Linked DNA regions of Homo sapiens: region 2 is linked to region 1. Evidence: chromatin loops called from intact Hi-C (ENCODE). Cell type or tissue: OCI-LY7. All regions are shown on one strand.

Region 1 (4,000 bases):
GTTCTCAACCTCCCACTAACACCCTCATGTATCATTTTCCATGGAGCTTTCTGTGGGGCCAATGGCTTTACAAAGAATTGTGTTGCTCTTTACTCAAATCTAGGATGCTCTGCCGAGCTGGTCCAGTCAGGGAGAGACATATAGGTCAGCTGTCCATCTGGATCTTCAATTGAGATGTGGGGTGGTGTCATGAGACAGTGGTTCTGGGTGCAGTCTCGCTCTCACTGCCCCAGGGACATGCCGCTCTTCCTGTGGCTATGAGCTAGGTCAGTTGGCTGGTGTGGGTCTGTGCCCCTTTCAGTATCTCTGCCATTAGACCAGGAGGTAACAGGTAGGGAAACAAAGTCCAGGGCTAAGCATGATTAATGTTTTCCTTTTTAGAATCTAAAACAGGAGATAAACCAGGCAAACTGGGGTTAAGAAGCTGAGAGGAACAGGGCCTTTCACTGTTGTCTTTTTTAACTTACAGAAAACTCATTCAGAAGAAAGGAATCAGAAATTAGGGAACTAAAAAAGAGAGACATGCGGGAATATCTTATTTTTCTTTAAGAATATTTTCTATTTGTTGAGACACATGTCATACAAATTGAGGACTAATCTCAGTCGGACACTCTCATTGGCCCTAATTTACATTAGTTGAGTTGAGTCCATTGGTAGAGTTGCACATTTTGACAAAACACCAATCACACACTCCCAGAAAAAAGAAAAAAAACAACTGTAGGGCTGCGAACACGGCTCTAAATATTTCTTAAGTTTCTACTAACATTAAAAACCACTGCAGTTTCTTTCGTGGTTTATTATGATATCACCAAATCCCCTCCATGTATTTATAGCCTTGTAAGTCATAATTACCAATCATTTACTCTAAGACCATAAATGCTTTTTGGTGACTTAACGGATAACTAACACTGTTAGTCGATGGATGAAGGTACTGCTCATATATGGGAAAATTTATTCTAGTCCAAACTTTAGGAGTTCATCTGTCAGATATTTTATGCCTCTATTCTTTTAATGATTCATTTACCTGCATAATATTTGTATTCAGAACTGCGGTGTTTCTAGCCAACGGCAGAATGCTCAGCTGAATTATCTTTTTCTTTCACAGCATAACAGAGTGGAGCACAGTCAAATTGAAGATGGCCTTCACTACACTGTCAGAATTAGATTGTCTGGCAAATGATCCAGGCCTATTTCTCAAACCCACATGTAATGTTCTGACTACCAACGTGCCCGTAGAGTCATTAACAAGCATCCTAAAACATGCTGTACATATTTAAATGATTAGGAGAGGAGTATGGATGATGAGGCTGTTTCTAATGGTGCTTCAGCTTTTATCAATTATGCAATGCAACACAGATGTGAGCCTTCACCTTTGTTTTTTGTGTGCTGCTAAAGTGCACTCCCTTTTAAAGCAGTGTTTATTTCCTTTTATCTAGCTTAAGCTCAGTGCTTGGGCAAGGGGGTTGTTCCAATGCAGACAATCCGAAGGATTCAACCTTGGCAAATCACCTTTGGCGAGGCAATTTCTGAAGAAGCTCATTTTACCCAGGACTCAGTTGTGCAACGTTATGCAATAACTGTTTGGGGCCAGTTGGTAGTAATAACAATTACCGTTTCCCTCACCCTGCTAAGATCTGTATTCAGAAATTGCCGAGAAGGCCGGGTGCGATGGCTCACGCCTGTAATCCCAGCACTTTGGGAGGCCTAGGCTGGCGGATCACCTGAGGTCAGGAGTTTGACACCAGCCTGGCTAACACGGTGAAACCCTGTTTCTACTAAAAATACAAAAAATTATTCAGGTGTGGTGGTGAGTGCCTGTAATCCCAGCTACTTGGGAGGCTGAGGCAGGAGAATCACTTGAACCGGGGAGGCAGAGGTTGCAGTGAGCCGAGATTGCACCATTGCACTCCAGCTTGAGCAACAAGAGTGAAACTCCATCTCAGAAAAAAAAGAAAGAAAGAAAGAAAGAAATTGCCCAGAATTGAGACACTGAGGTCCCCAAGCCCAATCAAGGGGCTAGGTATCAAACCACTGATAAGAGTCTGAGCATCTGGAAGGTAAGATTCATGCCTTTACTGTTCCTACAGCATTTCATCCTCTGGTGCTCAGTTAACACTGTAACTGACACGCGAAAAGGGCAGGTGCACGGTGGGTTATTTTCAGACTTCACATCTGTGTGGCAGTTACACTTCTGAGCCTATAGATTAATTCAGCGCAACCGGTTCCAACCCTTTCTAGCTTGTTGTTGACACGAGGCTTGCATGGTCTCAGAAGGTCTCAAAGCTATCGATAACCTAGGTTAGGCTGTTGCCCAAGAGAAAAGCCTCAAAGGAAATGACTTAACTGTGGTATACACTAGCGGTACCCAAGTCAATGTTAGGTGGTACATGGATAAACATATTTTTTATTTTAAGGATTATATATTTACCTTCACCATTAATTATAGCAAGTGATACAGGTTTTCCATTTACAGTGATGATATAAAATTTCCTACTTAAAGTTCTTTAAATTAAAAAGCAATTAATTTAAAGAAAAATTAAGTAAATAATAAAACAGTGTTATTGGTATGGCAAGAACTATAAAGTTGCTTTATAAATGACTAAAGTCTAGGATATCCTGATTTAAGGCTTAAGAGTTTAATAATGCTACCATGTATCAAGTGCTTTATGGCACCAGAAAAATGTCCATAAGCACCTGGGATTCTATATGTTATTAAATCCTACAGTATCCCTATCAGATAGATTTATTATACCCATTTTACAGATGAGAAAACTGATACTCTACAACTTGCCGAAGGGCATAAAGCTAGAGATTGGGGATCCAGAGTGCTAGTCTATGTCTGCCAGACTTTTAGTCCCTTACCACTACATTATGTTGCTGCCAAGTACAAGATTTAAGGTCTAATCATCCATCCATTCATCCAACATACCTACGGAGCACCTATGATATACCTAACAATGTCCTGGATTAAAAGAAGGGGGCCCTCATTTCCTTCCCTTCAAGTAGCCTAATCTAGTAAATGGCAGATGAGATCTTGGTCAGAGGGGAAAAAAAAGGGCTTCTCATCTTGGGCTTCAACTCATGCTCAAGGAGGCAGGCTACATTTTGGCCAAAAACAATATGCAGAACTCCCTACTTAAAAGACAAAACTCATAATCTTATAAATATTTAGAATATTTATAAGTGAATATTTAGAATATTTTATAAGTGAGCAGGAGACTGATTCCTATAATAAACACATTGCTGTTAAAAGAGGCAAAAGGCTTCCAAAAGAATCCTTAGGCAAGTCTCATTTTATGAAAACCCTATATATAAAAATTAAGCCATAGAAAATGTGTTTCCATTACAAAACGTGCTCCACTTTACCAAAAGGAGTTTCAGTAGGACTTCCTACTGTTGTGAGCTTCCTTGGAGCTTTCTAAAGAGAAAGTAACTACTGAAGACATTACTGTACGTAGTATTTCCATGCTGTCCAGACAGTAGAGAATGAATATTACCTATTGTCTCCTGTTGTCAAAATTTATAATTTGAAAATATAAAAGAAAAATATATGAAATAAGACAGTCATGCCCTTCCTTCCTACACATTCATGAAAAAAGAAACCCTCCAATCTGAAAGAGGAAACCCACCAACCAAGCGGGTAGACACACATCATCCTTGTTTTCCTTCTTCACAGCATAATGGTTCTGTGTTCTTAAAGGAAATCATCCAGCAGTCCTTAACAAGGAGTTCATGGACCAACTTCAGGAGGGGGCTGTTCATGAGTGTCCTCAAATGTCATTCAAATTTTGTGGATGTAAACGTTTTCTGGGTAGACAGTCCATAGGGTTCTTTGGATTCTCAAAGTCATCCATGCTGCCCTCCCAAGTTATAGCCCCACTAGACTAGGTGACCAACCACCTGTCCTCCCTATCACACGTGCATGAACTATTAGGAAAATACAGTAAATAAAACTTAGCTGAGATGCCTGAGTGGCTTCTTGGGGAGAACAGTAACTGGT
Region 2 (4,000 bases), 570 kb before region 1:
TGCAGTAGTCTAGGAAAGAAGTAATAGTGGCTCAGATCAGAGTAGTCATCATAGTAACACAGAGAGCCTCTTTGGCTTTTTTCATCTCACATTCATAGTCTATCCACCTTGATTTTCAAGATAAACAAGAGGATGTGGTCAAACAAAAAAGAGTCACTGTTTCAGTTCTTTTTTTTTTTTTTTCTGCCTCAAACAGAACCTTGATCTTTGTTAAAGTTCAGTATGAGGAACTGGTTTTGAATATTCGAGAGAAGAGAAAGTTTAGGAGTGAGGCTAGAGTAGGGCTGGAAACAGCATAGTTGTCTTCAAATAGCTAAAGGACTGTTTAATAGAAGAAACACTAAATGTATTATAAGCAAGCAGACACAAATAGAACTAAAGGAAAGACATTACAAGGAATCAGTTTAGCTTAATGGCAGGAAGAACTTGGTAATGGTTAAAGCTGTCTGTCTTAGTCTGTTTTCTGTTGCTTATAACAAAATACCTGAAACCGGGTAATTTATAAAGAAAAGGCATTTATTTGAACAGCAGGAAAATGGTGGATAGAAGGCAGGACTAACTTCCAGCTCCCACTCAGATGGACAGAGCAGCTTGTGGAGATGCACATTGTAAACTTTTACTCCAAGAACTACTGCAGGAACATACCCGGAAAGCCTAGAGAATCCACAGACCCTTTGAAGGAAGCAGATTGCTCCTGCAGGCCCCAGAAGATGGTTGAAAAAATGTGAGTGCCCAAAGTGTGAAAGGGGGATTGTCTGCCCTTGAACACACACCTTCACGGGGGAAACTGAAGGTCCAGATAATGGGAGAAGGATTTGATCTTACCTAGAGTTGAGACAAATTTAGAGAGCTAAGCAAAATACAAGGGTAGAAGTAGTGGGAAGAGCCCTGTGGGCTCTCTCGGTCCCCAGGGAAGCCATTTCTGACTTAGTCTCACAGAGATCCTTGGGAAGGGCTGCCAGAGGAACTGGGAAAAGACCACAGGGAGAAAGAAACTTCCAGCTGAACTTTGTAACAATTTCAACTGAACACAAATTTCCTCGATAGAAACTGGGGGAGGAGGTGAATCGGGAGTGGATACACAGCACAGAAGCCGCAGCAGGCAGGGAGGCACAAGACCTGAAAGCCCTGCTTGCTTTCTCAGCTAAAAGGCTAGTAGCCTGTGGCAAGTTCTCAGCCCTGCTCACTGGCTGCCTGGAAATAAACTCAGTGCTGTTGGTGGGGGCATGGTGGGAGTGAGACCAGCCTCTTGGGCTGCATGGGAGCTAGGTGAAGCCTGTAACTGCCAGCTTTCCCCGACTTCCCTGGTGACCTGCATGACACATCAGAGGCAGCTACAATCCCCCTGGGAACATAACTTCACTGGCCTGAGAACCACATCCCCATACCCCACAGCAGCTGCAGCAAGCCCCACCCAAGGAGAGCCTGAGCTCAGACAGGCCTAACCCTGCCCCGACCTGATGGTCTTTCTCTACCCACCCTTGTAGCCAAAGACAAAGGACATAATCTCTTCGGAGCTCTAGGGCTCCACCCACTGCCTTGATCCTCCCTATACTATGGCAACTGATGCTCCCCTGAAAGTGCCACCTCCTGGCTGGAGGCCAACAAATACAAAACTAGTGCAATAGACAAAACTACAACTAAGGACCCTCACAGAATCCATTTCACTCCCCTGCCAACTCCACCAAAACAGGTGCTGGTATCCAAGACTGAGACACCTGAAGATGGTAGACATGAAAATGGTTCACATCACAGGACTTTGGTCAGACACTCCCCAGTACCAGCCCAGAACCCAGTAGCTCCACTGAGTGGCTACATCCAGAAGAGAAATAACTGCAGTTTGGCTCTCAGGAAGCCACATCCTTAGGGGAAGGGGAGAGCACTACATCAAGGGAGCACCCCTTGGGACAAAGAATCTGAACAGCAGCTCTTGAGTCCCAGATCTTCCCTCTGACATAGTCTGTCCAAATGAGAAGGAATCAGAAAAACAGTTTTGGTAAAATGACAAAACATGTTTCTTTAACACCTCCAAAAGATCACACTAGCTCACCAGCAATGGATCCAAACCAAGAAGAAGTCTCTGAATTGCCAGAAAAAAAATTCAGAAGGTCGATTATTAAGCAAATTAAGGAGACACCAGAGAAAGATGAAGTCCAACTTAATGAAACCAAAACAATGATACAGGAAATGAAGGTGATATGGTTTGGCTGTGTCCCCACCCAAATCTCATCTTGAATTGTAGCTCCCATAATCCCTATGTGTCATGGGAGGGACACAGTGGGAGGTAATTGAATCATGGGAGCAGAGTTTTTCCCATGCTGTTCTCATGATAGTGAATAAGTCTCATGAGATCTGATGGTCTTATTAAGGGCAATTCCCCTGCACATGCTTTCTTGCAGCCATGTAAGATGTGCCTTTGCTCTTCCTTTGCCTTCTGCCATGATTGTGAGGCCTCCCCAGCCATGTGGAACTGTGAGTCCATAAAACCTCTTTTTCTTTATAAATTACCAAGTCTTGGGTATTTCTTCGTAGCAGTATGAAAATGGACTAATACAGAAGGGAAAAATCTTCGGTGAAATAGCATAAATAGAAAACAATCACAATTTTTGGAAATGAAGGACATACTTAGAGAAATGCAAAATACACTGGGAAGTCTCAGCAACAGAATCGAACAAGCAGAAGAAAGAACTTCAGAGCTCAAAAACAGGTTTTCAAATTAACCCAATCCAACAAAGACAAAGAAAATAGAATTTTTTAAAAAATGAACAAAGCCTCCAAGAAGTTTGGGACTATGTAACTAAACCTAAAAATAATTTGTGTTCCTTAGAAAGAAGAAATCTAACAAGTTTGGAAAACATATTTGAGGGAAAAATCAAGGCAAACTTTCCTAGCCTTGCCAGAGACCTAGACATCCAAATACAAGAAGCTCAAAAAAACACCTGGGAAATTTATCACAAAAAGATCATTGCCTAGGCACATAGTCATCAGGTTATCTGAAGTCAAGATGAAGGAAATAAATCTTAAGAGCTGTGAGGCAAAAACACCAGGTAACCTATAAAGGAAAACATATGAGATTAACAGCAGATTTCTCAGCAGAAACCCTACAAGCTAGAAGGGATTGGGGCCCTATCTCTAGCCTCCTTAAACAAAACAATTATCAGCTAAGAATTTTGTAACCAGTGAAACTAAGCTTCATAAATGAAGAAAAGATACAGGTTTTTTTTTAGACAAACAAATACTAAGAGAATTCACCACTATAAAGCCTGCACTACAAGAACTGCTAAAAGGAGCTCTAAATCTTGAAACAAATCCTCAAACTACACCAAAATATAACCTCCTTAAAGCATAAATCTCACAGCACCTATAAAGCAAAAACATAATAAATAAATTTTAGAAAACAAGGTATTGAGGCAACAAATAGCACAATGGATAGAATAGTATCTCACATCTCAATATTAACATTGAATGTAAATGGCCTAAATGCTCTACTTAAAAGATACAGAATGGCAGAATGGATAAGAATACACCAACTAAGTATCTGCTGTCTTCAAGAGACTCAAATAACACACAAGGACTCACATAAACTTAAGGTAAAGGGGTAGAACAAGATATTCCATGCAAATGGGCACCAAAAACAAGCAGGGGTAGCTATTCTTTTGTCAGACAAAACAAACTGTAAAGCAACAGCAGTTAAAAAAGACAAAAAGGAGCTGGACACAGTGGCTCATGCCTGTAATCCTAGCACGTTGGGAGGCTGAGGCAGGAGGATCACCTGAGGTCAGGAGTTCAAGACCAGCCTGGCCAACATGGTGAAACCCTGTCTCTGCAAAAATACAAAAATTAGCTGGTATGGTGGCATGCACCTGTAATACCAGCCACTCCGGAGGCTGAGGCAGAAGAAGCACTTGAACCCAGGAGGCAGAGTTTGCAGTGAGCCGAGATCATGCCATTGCACTCCAGCCTGGGTGACAGAGCAAGACTCTATCTCAAAACAAACAAA

Evidence for each region. A loop is a pair of places that touch in the nucleus more often than their neighbours do. Peaks named below come from ENCODE experiments on the same cell type or tissue, not always from the same donor. Only the 100,000 strongest peaks of a DNase experiment are listed, where the experiment ranks them.
Region 2: a loop joins it to region 1, with 3 times the contacts of the local background. A loop is called at or near these places in 1 of 110 quality-filtered maps.

The regions. Positions count from the first base shown.
Region 1 is chr10:61,959,706-61,963,705 of GRCh38, reverse strand. The region is part of intron 3 of ARID5B (AT-rich interaction domain 5B); the gene reads right to left. Among named protein-coding and RNA genes, the nearest start is that of ARID5B, 60 kb to the right of the region's middle. In OCI-LY7, no CTCF peak of the experiment used is centred here; DNase peaks (open chromatin) are centred at 1,135, 1,265, 2,195, 2,916 and 1 weaker place; H3K4me3 peaks cover 2,890 bases; H3K27ac peaks cover 4,000 bases.
Region 2 is chr10:62,524,822-62,528,821 of GRCh38, reverse strand. No RefSeq gene overlaps it. Among named protein-coding and RNA genes, the nearest start is that of ZNF365, 150 kb to the right of the region's middle. RefSeq lists an enhancer at 1,272-1,491. In OCI-LY7, a CTCF peak has its summit at 1,574 (motif pointing left); DNase peaks (open chromatin) are centred at 161 and 1,391; H3K4me3 peaks cover 2,080 bases; H3K27ac peaks cover 2,483 bases.